2 separate regions of the Mus musculus genome follow, and region 2 is linked to region 1. Evidence: chromatin loops called from intact Hi-C (ENCODE). Cell type or tissue: left cerebral cortex. All regions are shown on one strand.

Region 1 (8,000 bases):
TTTGCACCTGCGGCGCTTTCAGCGTGCGGGACCCGGGGGGGTCTTGGCCAGCCAGCCCGGAGCTCCGGAGAGGTGGCGGGATTTCTGGCGGCCGCGGTGTTTGTATTTTGGGTGCTGCGTGACTGCGTTGGCTCTCAGCGGTAGTTCCCTCCCTTTCCTAAATTTAATTTCATTTTTCCCCCTTGGTGCAAGCTGTGTTTAAAAAAAAAAAAAAAAAAAAAAGTGGCCCTGGGTATAGCGATAGCCACTCTTCAGATTCCCAAGGTCCTTATTTTGGGAGAAGGAAGAAAAACAGAGCCCCAGCCTGCGTTCCTGATTTGCAAGATCAGGGAGGGAAGAAGGGGTACTTTGTGATTCCTGCTGGGGGACCCCGGACGGGAGGAGCGGGTGCGATAGGGAGATCTTTGTGAGTGATTTTGCAAAAACAGATTGCGAGGTTGGTTGGATTTGCAACCTGTGGCTCTCCTCAAGGGAGGGAGTAGGAATGGGGAAAAGCGGCGGCGGCGGCCCGGGGAGGGAGTGGGTTGAGAGTTGGAACCTAGGAAATGGGCTGCCTGGGGGGCAGTGGGAGCTGGAGGCCACCCCTGCCGGAAACAGTGAACGTTAAATGTCTTGAGAACTGCGGGTTGCGTTGCCTGTATAATACCGCGTTATTGGAACCCTGGCGAGAGATGGAGCTAGTGTTGCAAAAATGAGTTTTAAAGGTCCCCTATGAAAAACAACAGCACCAAACAATATTATTTTAACAGTAAAATAAATAATCTCTGTGTTGCGCTCCCTCCCATAGAAATTTAGTTTTTGTGCTAGGGGTAGTGAGAAATGACCTCAAGCCCGGCGCTGGAACTCAGAAGCAGTTACAGGGTCCTTGACAAGCATCGCACCCCACTCCCTAAGAAGTAATTTTATCTCTTTTTCCCCTTCAAACATTGTATAGTTCTCATAGGAAAATATTGCAATGCCAGTGTATATTACTATCCACAAAAAAAAGAAAAGAGCAAGGAATGGAAGGGGGGAGAGAGAGAGAAGGAGAGAGAGAGGAGAGAGAGAGAAGGAGAGAGAGAGAGAGAGGAGACTGTTTAGAAATACAGTTTGTGGCTCTGAGCTATGCCTCTGGCTTCCTCTGCAGTTCGCTGGTTTCCCTTTTTCTTTGCGAGGTGTGTGGTGTGAGTATGTGTGTGTGTGAGTGTGTGTGTGTGTGTGTGTGTGTAATAAACAACTTTAAAATAGGGGAGGGGGCAGCGTGATCCATCCAGAGACAGGTATCTATTTTGCTCACAATTTACTACCAAGTGCCTTTGGCAGGCACTTGAGCAGGACCTCATAAGCCTGCAGACCAAGTTGAAGTTCATCTGGCCCTAGTCCACATGCTATTCCTGGAGGTAGCAAACTTGAGCTCAAAGGAGTTAGGTGAAATTGTATTCTTCTTTATATACCGATTTTAATAAAAGAAGGAAAGATATTTGTCCCGGGGGGGTGGGGGGAGAGGAAATGGAGAGAAAACACCAGGAGATGGACATTTCTCTTGCTAAAATGACTGCAGTTGAGTCCTGAAGCCAAAATAGAAAGCTGTAGATGGACACCTCCCCACCCCACCCCCACTCCCCCACCCCCTAGTTTATAAATAGAAGTTTCCAGCATCCTATTTGGAAGATTTTCTTTTCTAATACTTCCAGGCATTGGATGATTTTAAAGATCTGTTGGTAGTGACAGTAAGGTTAGATGCTGTTCAAGACAACCAAGTGACTTGAGCAGAGACAACCAGGAAACGGGTATTCACTAAATACTCTCTTCCTCACCTCAGGTTTGAAGGGTTTACCAGAGTGTTTTCTTGAAAAGACTAATTTATTCTGGCCTTGGTGGTCAGGAATGGCATCCTAAATTTCTAAGTTGTCGTTTGCTGAGCCCCGAGGAGTTCCAGTTATGGGTTGAGCCATGACTAGATGTCAAAATCTTTCCTTCCCTCTGTCCCCTGCTGGGGATATCCCCCTCGGTTGTGAAAAAAAAAAAAAAAACAACCAAAAACCAAAAAACAAAAACCCAAAAACTTAAGTTTCAGGGGAGGTAGTGCGGCAGCGCCACCCCTTGGTGAGTAAAACTATTGGTAAAAGTCAAATATTTGAAAAATAATTGTGAAATAAGCCTAATGTGCTTACCCCTAACCCTGAGAGAGAGAGAGAGAGAGAGAGAGAGAGAGAGAGAGAGAGAGAGGAAACTTTTAAAATCAATACTTTGCAGTTAATCTTTCAAATAAGATAGAGACACGTTGTTTTCCAAACTAGAATGGTGTCCTACCAGGCGATGTCCTTCCCATAATTCAAGGGACACCCTTTCAGGAGTGGAGATGAGGTGGGATAGAGGTGGGGCTTATCTGCGACTTCTCTGGATTGATGTAGCTATTTTCCTCTCAGACTTGACTTCAGGTACCGCAGTAGATTGACGGTCTGACTCTGAGCTAAAGAGGAGTGTGTGTGTGTGTGTGTGTGTGTGTAAAACCGTAGAACTGAAAGTGTTGTAGTTTCCCCGGGGGCCGTGGTGGCTTGTGTCGAAGTGATGGGGGAGAGGTTTGTGGACCGCAGGGAACAGCATAGGCTGGGTTGTGAGAGACAAAGTAGCGAGGCGCGTGCCGGTTTCCTACACTGCGCAACAAGTGGGACCGCAGCAGCGACAGGCGACTCTGCATACTAGCTCTGCTGGTTAGCTTCTTTTTGCTCCTCCCAACCCTTCCTGCTTCCCGATACGGACCAGTAGCACCTCCAAAGGCCATATTCTGTTCTGTTCCGCACCCGCTTTGCTCAGTGAGTGAAAGGGCTGACCTCTGGTCCCCACTTCCTCTGTGGGTATGAACCATGGGGTTATTCCCGATTTTTGCTCCCCTCCTTCTCTCTCCCGCCCTCCCCCTCTCACTGTCTCTCTCTTTGGCACGAGTCTCTCTTAATACTTTCAGGTGTGGTTCTTTTTGAAAGAATGTGTAGCCAGCTTTGAGGAGAGGAAGAAAGGAACAAATAACCAAATAATATACGGCTCCTGACGCCGTACGGTGTTAGCTAGAGTCATGAGCATCGGAAGAACGGAATTACATCTACTCAACTAAATGTGTTCCGACTTCAGTTTTGGAAGCAACTTCCCCCCACCCCCAAGAGAGACAAAACCACGGTGGTCAGGGGTGCCGAGTGTAGAAGGCGATGCTAACAGGGTGATTCTTGAATGGACTGAGTCCGCCACCTAGTGGTAGGTCACGCTCAAGGTTTGCGCCCGAAGCGGTGTTGTCTGGATCCTGGTCAGACGCTAGGACTGAGGAGGAGAAGGGCATTGTCCAATGAAGACAGCATCCGACTTCCAATGTTTTGACGAGACAGATGAAAATCATATTCCCACGACGTCGACATACACCGTGGCTCAGCCATCAGTATCTATGTCAACTGAGAAACAGTACTTTCTTTAAGGATATTTGTGGCCTCTCCACAGAGAACTTTAGTAGCGGAAAGATTGCACCCAAACTCTCAGGAGCTTTAAGATTTAAACTTCATTGCAATTGTGGCATAGGGCCTGACAGTAAGTTTCTGAACTCCAAAGAATTCACCAAGGGAGTTCATTCCAGTCTATCTAAGAGAAGGGGAGAGCAGTTTAATCTTGGGTCACTGGAGTATCCAGTGCACATTGGAAACTGCCCCCTCCCAGTCTTAGCTTAAAGGTTTTGACAATGGACATGGAAAGGTGACAGAGGTGTGAGCAGGTGGGGCATCTCTAAGCTGTGGTGCTTGTTCTGGGAGTTGAGTGGCCAGAAACTACTTGGTCTCCTTGGGGTTGTGCACTGGCTTTCTGTAAGTTTGAACTCCGGACTCACTCTCTTTTCACCCAGTTTATTCTTTACTTAGTGGCCTGGGGAGAAATTAGCTGTGTGTGTGTGTGTGTGCGCGCGCGCGCGCGTGTCTGTAGGGGTTGTGAATAAGCAGAGCTTTATTCTTTGAGAATTTGTAGCCCATCTCCTCCGTAGGTTTTGGGGTTTTTTTTGTTTGTTTGTTTGTTTGTTTTTGTTTTTTGTTTTTCCCCTCAAAGCTCTTAACCGAGATGGCCCGGTTGCACCGACGCACTGGCGGCCTCTAGTGGCGTCCTCATCGCAGAGACACAGCTGTCTCCCCCGCCCCCTCCCCCCAACCCCCCGCCGGGGCCGGGAGGAATCCAGTTCATCTTCTATCACTGCGGGAGTTGTCCCAGGCCGCCGCGGAGAAATGCGCCTCTGTTCGGGTTGGAAACGAATCTGGGGACGTGTCTGAAGCGCGGTCAAGTTTGACTCATCGCTTTCCAAGGACAGTTAGTGCCTTCCATCTTCATTAACGTGAATAAAGACCTTAGCTGACTTCTGTCTAGATCGAATTTAAAAAAGCATTGTTTGCTTGGGGAGATGATGCCTCTCTTTCCTGCCCCACAGTACCCCGCCCACCCCAACGCCGATCTCAGTCCGGTCAGGATGAGGGAAGAGATCTCTTCTGAAGGACATGGTTTGCTGGCATTGTCAGCAGACCTTCTGGAGGCTGTCTCGACCAGGCTCGTGGGGAGCGTCCCTTCAGCTCTTCAGCTCTTGATGATAAAACACATCCCTTTATTTTATTGCATTTCCTCGAAGCTTGTAGGCTAGCAAGAGCTCTGAGGCAGGACACGTAACAGAAATGAAAGTCAGGACACAAAGTCCTCTGGTTAGCTCACGCAGCTGCGGATCCATCGCACTATCAACTTCTCTTTTTATCTCTGTGTCATTCCCGCCCAGAGGCAAGAGCAACAATATTGTCCTTCCCTACCTCCAGAACAGAAGCAACACTTTGACTCTACCCATTTTCGCCAGAAGAGGCTGGCTAGACCTGAGCACCCTGTTGGGAAAGAGCGCTCCTGCTGGAGCTCAGGGGCATGTTTCAACGCGTCATCCCTACCCTCCTCCCGCCTTCAAACTCCTTGGACAGTGATTTACATTTTATGAACCCTCTTTAGATTTTTCGGAGAGCTATTGAAGTTATTAGACTACCAATAACCCAACAACCATCCTGGGTAGAGAGAAGTGGAAAAGCGTTCTCCAAATCCAGACCCTGGCCAAACTAGGTCAATGGGAAGGAGGGGCGGGGCGAGCAGCCGGCTATGGTTTCAAGCCTTGATGGAGAGCTCCCTCTAGCGTTAGACAGAAGTCCAGTAAGTGAGAATGGTAACTCCTAGGATATTCATTCCTGTCCCATATAAAATTACCTTTGTCACCGTTAATTCATACCGAAGGAAAAGGAAACCACAAAACAGGGAACCAGACAGACCCCGTCTCTGGGTTGCGAATCTGATCCCGCCTCCATCACTGAAGGGATGTGCAGTGTAACGATGCTACCCGTTACTTTTAGGACTGGATGGAGGTTGTGCAGACCTCCCCAAAGGCACAAGGCTACCGAGAGCACTTAGGGGGTGGCCACACGGAGTTCATTTCTGGGAAGGCGAGGCAACCCTGCTGTGTGTCAGAGGTTTCTCTGGGGTGGGCCCTGTTACCCAGTCTCCACGGTTTCAGGAAAATAAGACACTGAATTCCGGAGCACGTCTGGCTTCAGTCTGGTAGCTCCAACTCTAAAGAAGGTTGGGCGGAAATCTCCCCTTTCTTGCCGACGTAGACTGAAGGGGTTTTCAGTTTACTTTTTTTTCCAGGTTTAGTCCTCCCCCACTCCCCACCCCTCGCGCCCCAATTCGGCCAGGTTTCTCCAAGGATGGAGACTCTTAGTCCCAGGACACAATCTTTTTGGCCTTAATTTCTTATCTACCCATTCCCTTCTAAAGCAGGGAAGGAGGTAGCAAGCGGGAAGACAGAAAGAAAACCCAAGAAATAACATCAAGACCCTAAGACAAACAATAACAAAACAAAAGCAAACGAACCCTAGCACACTCAGTTGCCAGAATAGGGCAAAATAGAAATCCTGAAGCGAGCCTCTGACTGTCTCCAGACTCTTGGACTCTGCTCTCTGCGGCTTTTAGCTTGCTGGGGGCAGGGATAGGGACAGAGTAGACTCAGGTCTGGAACCCGGAACCCCTGTAGACAGCGGATTTAGGGGAAAAGGGTGCTCTGTCCCCGGTCAGCTTTGTGCAGCCAGCGATCCGGGGCTGGGCTGTCAGGCCGCGGCTTCCTGGAAAGTTACTTCTCGTTGGAGACCGCGCTGGGCAGGAGTGTTCTGTGAAATCCTTAGAGCCGAGATCGACTACGTTCCGGGAATGAGAGGGCTGTACCATTCCCCTGGTGGCCCCCTACTTTGACAGAATAACAGGAAAAGAAAAAAAAAAAGACACACACAATGCTAGCTACGGAGGTGCAGGAAAACATTTATTTGAATGTAACCAAATTAGTTGTTACAGTCCTACCACTCGGCCCCGGCCGAAACTTCCCTGGCTTCGAAGTGGATGGGCAGCAGTGCCAGCCGATCGCCAGGGGGTGGGCGGTCCCAGGAAGACAGGTACAGCTAGGTGCGGCGAGCGAGTCTGCGCAAGCTTGCCTGGCATCAGGGCTGGGGTTTGTGCGGGTGTGTGTGAACAGGCTAGCGCGGCTGCCACTCCACTCCCCTCCCCAAAGGGAAAGAAAGGAGCATTGGCTCTAGTGCTCTTTTCCCCTCGACTCTCAGATTCTCTCTCCCTCTCTCTTTCTGTCTCTCTTCCTTCCCACTGGAAACTCCTTACTTGAAGCTGCCTTATTCAAAGCACACTAGGAAAGTGCCCCAGGGAGGGAAAGGATGCATGGATGGGTTAGTTTACGTCTCAGTTGGGGATTACTGAGGCTGGACCCGGCATTAGAGGGAAACCCATTCTGGTTCAGCTGTCCTTGCCGGTCTGACTCTCCTTGGGGTTGTTTGCATAGGACTTTATTGGAGAATTGTTTTGAGATCTTGGGCAAGAGCTTGTTTTGGGAGCCTCAGTTTCCTTTATAGTGAATCCTGGCCGTTATAAAGATGTGGTCCAATGATGAGCGGGAGAGGGAAGAGTGATTTGTCCAAGCCAGCTGAATGGGGTAGGGCTTTCCTATCTGCAGTGTCTGGAAGGAAGTAGCATTCAGCTCCAGAGTTAGCCCCCACCCTAGGGAGTTGTGGAACCTGCTGAGACCATTTGGCTGACAGAGAAGTGAATCTTTTGAGAGGGGGTGATTCCAAAGAGCAGTCTGCCCTCCTGTGTGCTTGGGCTTTGTTGATGGAGAGGGGCTTAAGGTAAAAAGCCCAAGGCCAGCCTGTCAGAGTACATAGAAGGGCTACCTTTGTTGGTTGGTTTGTTTGTTTGTTCGTTTGCCTCGTTCCTTGTCTGGAGTGAGTCATTACCACTTGTCCGTCCCGGTGAAACGGCAAATCTGGGCTTCCCGTGGTTCCAAAAGTCTGTGACTGGAAAGCCACAAGTGAGCTGGTGGTTGAAGCTCAGCCCGACGATTCCAGAAGGGCTTGTGGAGCTCTTCCACAGGAAGCAGGAGAGAGTTAGTAAATAAACTTCACGTGTCTTCAGCATTTATTTTCAAAAGAGACAGTCATTGGACCTGGGTGAGGACCAAGTGAACTCTTTTTTGCTCACTCTGAGTCAGGACGGGTTCAAGAAGAAATCAGTTCCTTTTGTCTTTTTCTGTCCTCTCTCCCCCTCCATTTCCTACCCCAGACCCACTCACTCACTCACTCACTCACTCACTCACTCACTCGCACGAATGTAATAACCTTGAAGCTGAAGAGATTGAGTGACTGGCTCTTAAGACCACAGAGAAATATCTGAGGGTTTGGTTACAGAGTCAAAGAAACCTCACATTTTAAAGTGCACATTTGGGTAAGACTCGACACCATGGAACGGGCAAACTTTGTGTGGGCAAAGTAGTTTAAAACTGAGACTCACCCACCTCAGGGTGCTGCCGTCCGTCCTTCGTGTCCTACGGCACGTAGGCTGACTTGGAAAGAGTACAGGAATCTGAGCCAGAAGACCTAGGGCCAGGCCATCAACTATCTAGGTGGCCCAACATGACCTCG
Region 2 (8,000 bases), 830 kb before region 1:
CTGGTCAGGAGGGATCTATGAGTGCAGGTGCTCATAAAATCCAGTAGAGGGCGTCAGATCTCCTTGGGAATGCAGTTCTGGCAGTTATGAGCTATCAACCCTGGGTGCTAGGAACCAACTCACATCTCCTTCAAGAGCAGTGAGATCTCAACTGCTGAGCCACGTAGGACATCATTTGTTCCCCACAGCAATCCTTTTAAAGATTTTTCAATTGTGTGTGTGTGTCTGTCTGTCTGTCTGAATATGGGAATATGGGAAATGAATATAGTTCCCTTGTATTTTACTGTGATCTCAGGGCACTGTGTGCCTTTTTCTCATTTACAAAGATGTGTTAAAGAACACAAGAGATAGTTTCCCAAGAAGAGAAAGTGACTGTGCAAACACCTACACTATGCGGCCAATTTCAGTGTAAGGGTTCGTGTGTTCTAGGCACAGGGCTTAAGGCCGCCCTTCCCTGGCTGTGGTGTTTGTGTCACCTCTCTCCAGTGCTGAACCTTGGCTCCCATCTCAGTAAGAATGGTATTCCATTAGGGTCTCGTGGCGATTAGTGACATGCTGTAATATTCAATACAACTTAGTCATCAATAAAGGCTTTACTCTGCTTCCTGCCATGAGCTACAATCAGGACGGAAGCAAACTTCTACTAGTACCAGGCTCTCGTCTACATTAGATGGGTCAGCTTTCTCTCTTCCCACAGTCTTTACACTTGCTGACATCCCAATAACAAATGTCATGTGGGTGCCTGGTCCAGCAGAAGCTATAAAAGACACCAGAGCATGGAGAACCTGAGGAGGAATTAAGAAGCCTCGGAAAGTGTGAAGTGAGGGATGTATGGTATGCATTTGTGTGCACTGACACATGCCCATCAGGAAGAGTGGGTAAAAGAAAGCCCTATTCCCTGAAAGTCACACCAACCGCATTACCCTTGGATTGAAAAGTCAGTGATTTCCTGCATATGCATCACGCATTTAAATTTGGAAGCAATTTTTCCTCGTGAGATAGTTCATGCATTGCTATTAATATAGAAAATTCCCAGAAGTCAGTGAAGAAAGGTTATGGATCTAGAAAGCTAGGGTTCAAGTTTTTGTTTGGCCACTGTGTACCTTTGAAACCCTGAGCAGGTCCTTGGGACTCAGTTTTTTAACTTGAAAAGACACAAGATACAATATGGACTTTATGCACTTTGGATGATTATGGTGAAGCCTGAACGAGGTAATAACTTGATTCCTTCAGCTAACAAATCCTCCCTGAGCTTTTCCTTCTTGCCAAGTGCTGAAGTGAGGCTCCAGCAGCCAACATAGCAGCTTCTCCCTTACAGAACTCAGCTTGTATATGAATGTGTGAGTTTGTTCAATATAAGCAACACACAGACACAAAATGGATACACATACACATTTATACTACACACTTATGTGCATAGCATAGGATAAGTGCTGAACTACACAGAAATGCACGTAAAAGAACTTTGTAAACAACAAAAGGCATTCAAGTCCAAAGTGCCTATTCAGCTCCACATAGTAGGACAGGCCTGCATGCAAGGATTTGGGAGTTTGAGTTTTAAATATTATTAATTCAAGTCCAGCCTGGGCTACATGACATCCTGTGACAATATCTATTAATATTGTTATAGTAGGGATTGCAATATAAACTTTTCTAGAAGTAATCCATCCTTGTGTCTTCCCATAAATGTGTACTTTTTTGAAAAGTACATTAGGGGGCAGACCCATAAATGAATCAGGTAAGTTAGAAGTAGATCTGGCCTTCAGAAGGTTTATAGATCATAAAGACAAGGTGCAAAATAAATTCATACTGTCAGTGATATAAGTCAATACAAGGAAAGCCATCTCAAAGAGTGTGCAAATACATGGCCATTCTTGGATGTGGAGAGGAGACTTCTGGAAAGAAAGTGCAGTTTCAGGAGCAGCAAAGCTTGTCCTGGCCACGAAACAAGGCCTGGAGACCCTAGGTGGTTCCCAGTGCACAGAGGGAAATGCAGACAGCAGCGATGGCATAGGGTTCTCAATTTAGCTCTTTAAGTTTTGGCCAATGCAGGAAATCTCCTTGTTCCAGCCCCCAAGTTGTAGCCTTCACTAACATGGAATAAGATCTGTGTTTCTTGAACATAGTTTTTCTAATTTCAAAAAAAGTTTCTGGTAACTATTACAGAGGCTCTATTTTGGCCTCCAGAATGGAGACCCTTTCAAAGACAGTAAGGAAATAAAATGAAAAAAATAAAAAAGTTTGTTCCTCTCCATGGAGTATATACACTAGTCACTTCCAAAAATACAATTGTGGAAAACTGAAGCTTTTCCTATGAAGTAAATGAAGCATATATAGTTTTTCTCTTTGTTGGTGGACCGCGAGTACATTACTGTCAATTTCTACTGCACAATTGTGAAGACGCTGGGGTAAGGAATTATCCCCAATTCCTGCAAGCATGTGAAACATGAAGTTTGAGAAGTATGCTTTTTGGCTTCCCTTCAAATACCCTTCTTATGATGAAGGGTGTGAACTGGAAATAAAGATGTCTTCGTTCATCAGAAAGGCTGTGAGCATTCTTGCTTGGTAGTCCAAATAAATGGCTGAAAGCTGCCAACTGTATGCAGCTTTGAGTCACTGTGTTGTTAAAGCCACCGAGAACAGAGACAATCTAAAACGATCTGATTTAGGGATGGCCTTCCAATTGTTGTGATAGAAAAACAAAATCTGCACGGAGCGAGGGTGACAGTATGTAGCTGTCACATTTCAAGACATTCTAGAGAACTAGAAAGAGGAGGAAAATGATGGTGGAGATATGGAAGGAGGCGGAGAAATTGAAGCAGCAGGAAACACAGTCTCTACAGCTCTCTTTGTAAAATGGTGAAAGCAAAAGCCTTCCTCTGTGACTGATGCTCGGGCAGGCTTGTCTCTTACGCTTACAGCTCCTATTCACCAATGAGTCAAGTGCCCATTTTGTTGTTATTTCTTCCTCACACCAGAGGATATTGGAACCAATAAGCAATTGAAGGTGGTGGGGAAGACTGTGAGAGGCCGCTTAGTCCCAGCAGAGAGGACAGCTGACAGCCTGAGGGGAGATGAGAGAAGAATGACTGAATCTCAGCAGAGCATATTAACAGATGGTCATGGTGGTGACCTTGAGAGAGCAAGGGCTGCAGATGCTCAGAACGCCTCTGCTGGAGAGAGAGCAGAGTGCAGTGTGTTTAACAAGGAGCCCATCCAACAGCCATGACTGTTATTAACTTTGTGTCCCATAGAGGAGACAGCTTGAACATCATGTACAAAGTGACCATACGGAATAGAATGTGACACATTTATGGTCATATGCAAATTCACCTGCTCCTCAGTATTCAAGTTAGAAGTCACAACTGTATTGGGTTTTCTACTTATTTCTCCCAAGCCAAGAAATGACCAGCCCCCATGTTTACTGTGGGGAAAAGTTAAACTTCCTCCCTCCATCAGATGACTCACAAATTAATGTCTCTAGTTTGGTTCTAGTTGCCTTTCCTGCATCTTTTTCTCTCCTTAAGATTCAGGATTAACTTACTCTTGACATGTCTACAGCTACAGAAATGTATAATGTGGGGCTGGAGAGATGCCTTTGTGGTTAAGAGCACCCATTGCTCTTCCAGAGGTCCTGAGTTCAAGTCCCAGCAGCCACATGGTTGCTCACAAGCATCTGTAAATGGGATTCTATGCCCTCTTCTGGTGTGTCTTAAGACAGCTACAGTGTATCATATACATAAAATAAGTCATACAAAAGTAAATGTGTAATGTACAATGGAAAGACAAAGAGCTTCATTTGCTACAGTAGTGTATAAAGTGTCTCAGCCACCCATTCATTCAGCCCCTTATTCAGAGTGGAAAAGACCTGTTGTTTCAAGCCAGCAATGTGGTAAAAGGGCTTGGTAGAGAGGACCTCTGCAGATCCTGGAACTGAACTATAGTACTGTATACTAGAAACAATAAAAAGTAAAATAATTATTTCTGGGAATTTTTCAAATAGCTTTTCATGTTTCAGTTGGTTGAATGGTAACAGTTCAGAGTTAGGCACAGGAGAGTCTGCCATTCCCCAAACAAGCCCTGGTCTCTTAGTAAACTATCCCAGAATCTTACCTAGACTCTGAGAAGTGGAAGACACCTGTCTGACCCAAGCACACTTCGAGCTCAACCCTGATCAAACTGAGTAGTAACTGTTGTGTGTTCTCTACTTGCTAAACTACCTAAGAAATGAGAGCAAAGCCGGGCGTGGTGGTACACGCCTTTGATCCCAGCACTCGGGAAGCAGAGACAGGCAGATTTCTGAGTTCGAGGCCAGCCTGGTCTACAAAGTGAGTTCCAGGACAGCCAGAGCTCTACAGAGAAACCCTGTCTCAAAAAAACAAACAAAACAGAAGTGGGAGCAAACAGTGGGAGATTAAATATTTTTGAGGTTTGCTAGAACCTGCCTCTTGTTTGGGTATCCTGAATTACCTAAATAATCTGTAGTTGTTCCAATAATTTACAGTTCCCTCTGAGTAATTGTAAGATATTGTTTTTGAGTAGTTATCTTCAAGAGATATACCATCAGAATATGGTAATCAAGGCCATATTTTCTCACAAATGTTTGTGGTTGTTGTTTTGAGACAGGGCCTCTCTCTGTAGCCCTGGTTGTCCTGGAATTCTCTCTATAGACCATGCTGGCCTCTGACTCACAGAGATCCACTTGCCTCTGCCTTCCAAGTTCTGGGATTAAAGACATGCGCCACCATACTTGGCTACTCTGCCTTTTCTCCTGCTTTTCCCTAAAAATTATATCCTAGTCACCCATGTAATCCACACAGAGCCCAACCCAGAAGCCAGTGAACCTTTGCTGTTTCTACTCTTCTCCTACGATCACACCCATGGCAATGATTAAACCTGAAACTGGCTTGGAGGATGGAGAGAACCCCGATGCACAAGACACAAAGGAGGAAAACTCAATGCAAAGAACTGAAATGTATGGTTCTAGGGAGCTTAAGTTACAAGGTGAGGATTCCACACCTCTTCCAATGCCTACTGGCCAACACATTCTCATGTAATGGAAAAGGACAGCCTACTAAGAGCTTTGGACTCTGTCTGTACCATAGAGTGCAGCTTGAGTGTGCACTCTAATGCCTACACGGGCATGCTGCTGTCGAGACTCAGTGGTGGAGGCAAGGCTACAGTTTTGGCATATTGGCTTCTAAATTTGACACATTTTCCCACAGCACTCTGAACAGAGCATATACGACACAGGCCTGAAGCATGTCTAATTGGTTGGGGCCATTCAGGGTCTTTCTTTCTTACTCTTTTCCCCTCCTGGGTCCACTTTCCTTCAGTTTTTATAAAAAGGAATTTTGTTGAGAATGTCATAGTTAAGCACTATATCTCTATTACTCTATCCTCCTACCAACTCCTTCTGTGCCCCATCCAGGTTCGTTTTTGATGCTTAGTTTTTGAACAGAAAATAAAGCTGACTGATGAGACTGATGAGTGGCCACTAATGCTGCTCTGGCAGCAAGGCATGCCCAGTGTGCTGCAGCCAACAGTACCAGAGTCGGAAGTGCTATTTTCAATCCTTCTATCTCTTTAACTAAGGCAGAGCAGAGCAGGGTGAGTCCTATCCTTTCATGCTGAACAAGTTACTCATTTGTGATGGCTAAACTCTGACATAACTGGAAGAGGGAACCTGCACTGAAGACACGCCTCCATCACTCTGATCTGTTGGTATGTCTGGGGGGGGGGGAGTGTTCTTGATTGTTAATTGGTGTAGGAGGACCCAGACCACTACATGCAGTACCATTCCTGGGTCAGTGGGCTCAGGCTATATAAGAAAGGTTGCTGAAAGCAATCCCGGGGCAAGCCAAGAGCAGTAGACCTCCAAAGTTTCTGTTTTAAGCTCCTGTCTTTTCTTCCCTTGATGGAGGACCAAGATGAAATAAACCTTTCCTCTCCATGTTGCTTTTGGTCGCTGTGTTCATCACAGCAAGAGGAATCAAAGGAGAACATATGTTTAGCATGTCGGTATGTAGATGTTGCTTTAAACTACTTCTAGATTACATCTGCAAGTCGATAAGCATAATGATTTGAGCCATTAGTATCAGAAGAGCCATTTTGCCATTTCATGAAGAGAAAGAATAGAGACCTTGCAATAAATGATCTTCAGAGTTCAAAGCTTAGTTTTGCTAACCACAATGGCACAATGTATTGAGTATTTCTGGTTCCAGATTTGACTTTATCAGATGAGATGGCATTCCACTTAGCAAGGAAATCGGAATTTATACATGAGGAGTGCTTACCCAGCATTTGATGCAAAACAGCTGCTCATTCTGTTACCTTTCCTTCTTATTTTTACTAATAGCTCAATAGTTAGTTAATTCCGCTGGAGTTTGGGTACCTCAGCATTACCAAAACCAACTGAGGTTTCGAAATGAAAAGCTTCCCGATGTAAATTATACTGCAGACTGTGGTATGTTAATGCATGACTCTATACCCAATGCAGGCTGCAAGGGTGGAGAGATAGGGCATTTTTCTATGTATATAAAGGGCGAGAATAAAAAGGACTAGGACTATTCATGAAATGCTGAAGTGTGGGGCTGGAGATGTAGCTCAGAGGGAGAGTGGTTGGACTAATGAGTAAATAGCCCTGAACTAGATAAATCCCCAACACTTCAAAGATCAAATAGAAACAGTAATTATCAAAAATTAGTGAACATTTACCTAGAGTGTTCACAGCCATGAAGTGGGGAAGTGTGTTTGAGGATGGGAGGAACGATTATTAGGAGCCTCCTGGGCAAGGGGTACAACATGTCCAGGGAACTTTATAAAATCATTGTACCTCTGATGTCCTAGAGGGTACTTATTGTAGGGACACTAACCAAGGATCACTGCTCATGAATGGGATGGTACAGTTGGTATGAAACCTTGCAGGTAATTCCAGAAGAGCAAGGGTACCTAACTATATTTCTGGAAGCTACAGTGTTTGTTATGACATGTCTAGTGAATATAGTTCCTGTCTATACTAACTTGTGGATGGTGCTCTCTACAACATAGAGACAACATGCAAGGGTGGACATTCTGTTACTCGTCTTCTGGTGAGGGAATGTCACTCGAGCGTCCATGCATACAAGATAAGGAAATTACAATAAATGAACAGTGAGCAAGAGTCTCTGCACTGAGACTGGGTTGTGTTCCAGTCTGCTTCGCTTCAGAAAAGGCACAGCTCCCTGCCATTTCCCATCCTCAACAGGCAGAAGAGCAACATGCTACAGGGACATTTCCTCCATTCTGCCAAAAGGACAGGAAGGGCCACAGAATGCAGACTCTATGAGGGAAAGAACCGGCACTATCTATGCTTTCAAATAGCAGCTGGCATGGAAACCCTGCCTAATGGCCCAAACACCAGAGTTTAAAAATCACACAAAGACCTAAAATATAAGTCTCCTTATTTTCAATATAAGTTTATGTGAGGGAATATAACGTTCTTGGACAAGTACTGAGATTGCAGAGTATTGAGCTGTTCATAACTATTTAGTAACTTATCTAATACTGATGTGGGTGGATGGTGTCTTCACCATTCTCTCACATTGTTATACAAATCCCCAGTCATTTATGGGACTGTGCAATCCCCTGAAGGCACAGGGGACCCTGGAGCTATAAAAGAAAATACAATTCTTCAGAATTTGTCCACTTCACATCGCATTTCTCCTGGTTAGAAATACATATCCTTCCACTTGGAAAAAACAAACAAACAAACAAACCCAAAACAACCCAAAACACCATGATAGTTTAAAATATGTTTGTCATTTATAGGGAAGTTATTTACAAGTTACTTCCTTTCCTAGAAAGGAGAGGTCCCACTCTACCTATATGATATCACATATTATGGGTTCTCAGCAAATAAGGTAAAATGAGATGGAGGGGAAGTAAAAATATCAATTAATTAAATAAATGAACTTAGTTTAAGCTATAGGTGTAGAAGCTAGAATGTAGATTTGTATGAA

The links. Hi-C counts contacts between places; a loop is a spot of excess contacts. Peaks named below come from ENCODE experiments on the same cell type or tissue, not always from the same donor. Only the 100,000 strongest peaks of a DNase experiment are listed, where the experiment ranks them.
Region 2: a loop joins it to region 1, with 3 times the contacts of the local background. A loop is called at or near these places in 8 of 42 quality-filtered maps.

What each region holds. Positions count from the first base shown.
Region 1 is chr16:23,979,592-23,987,591 of GRCm38, reverse strand. The region is part of intron 1 of Bcl6 (B cell leukemia/lymphoma 6); the gene reads left to right. Among named protein-coding and RNA genes, the nearest start is that of Gm31527, 4.7 kb to the left of the region's middle. In left cerebral cortex, CTCF peaks have their summits at 2,064, 3,222 (motif pointing left), 4,103 (motif pointing left), 5,148 and 1 weaker place; DNase peaks (open chromatin) are centred at 5,095, 6,177, 6,411, 7,378 and 6 more places; H3K4me3 peaks cover 5,669 bases; H3K27ac peaks cover 4,422 bases.
Region 2 is chr16:24,814,439-24,822,438 of GRCm38, reverse strand. All of the region lies in intron 8 of Lpp (LIM domain containing preferred translocation partner in lipoma), which reads right to left. Among named protein-coding and RNA genes, the nearest start is that of Mir28a, 9.4 kb to the left of the region's middle. In left cerebral cortex, CTCF peaks have their summits at 43 (motif pointing right) and 3,179; no DNase peak of the experiment used is centred here.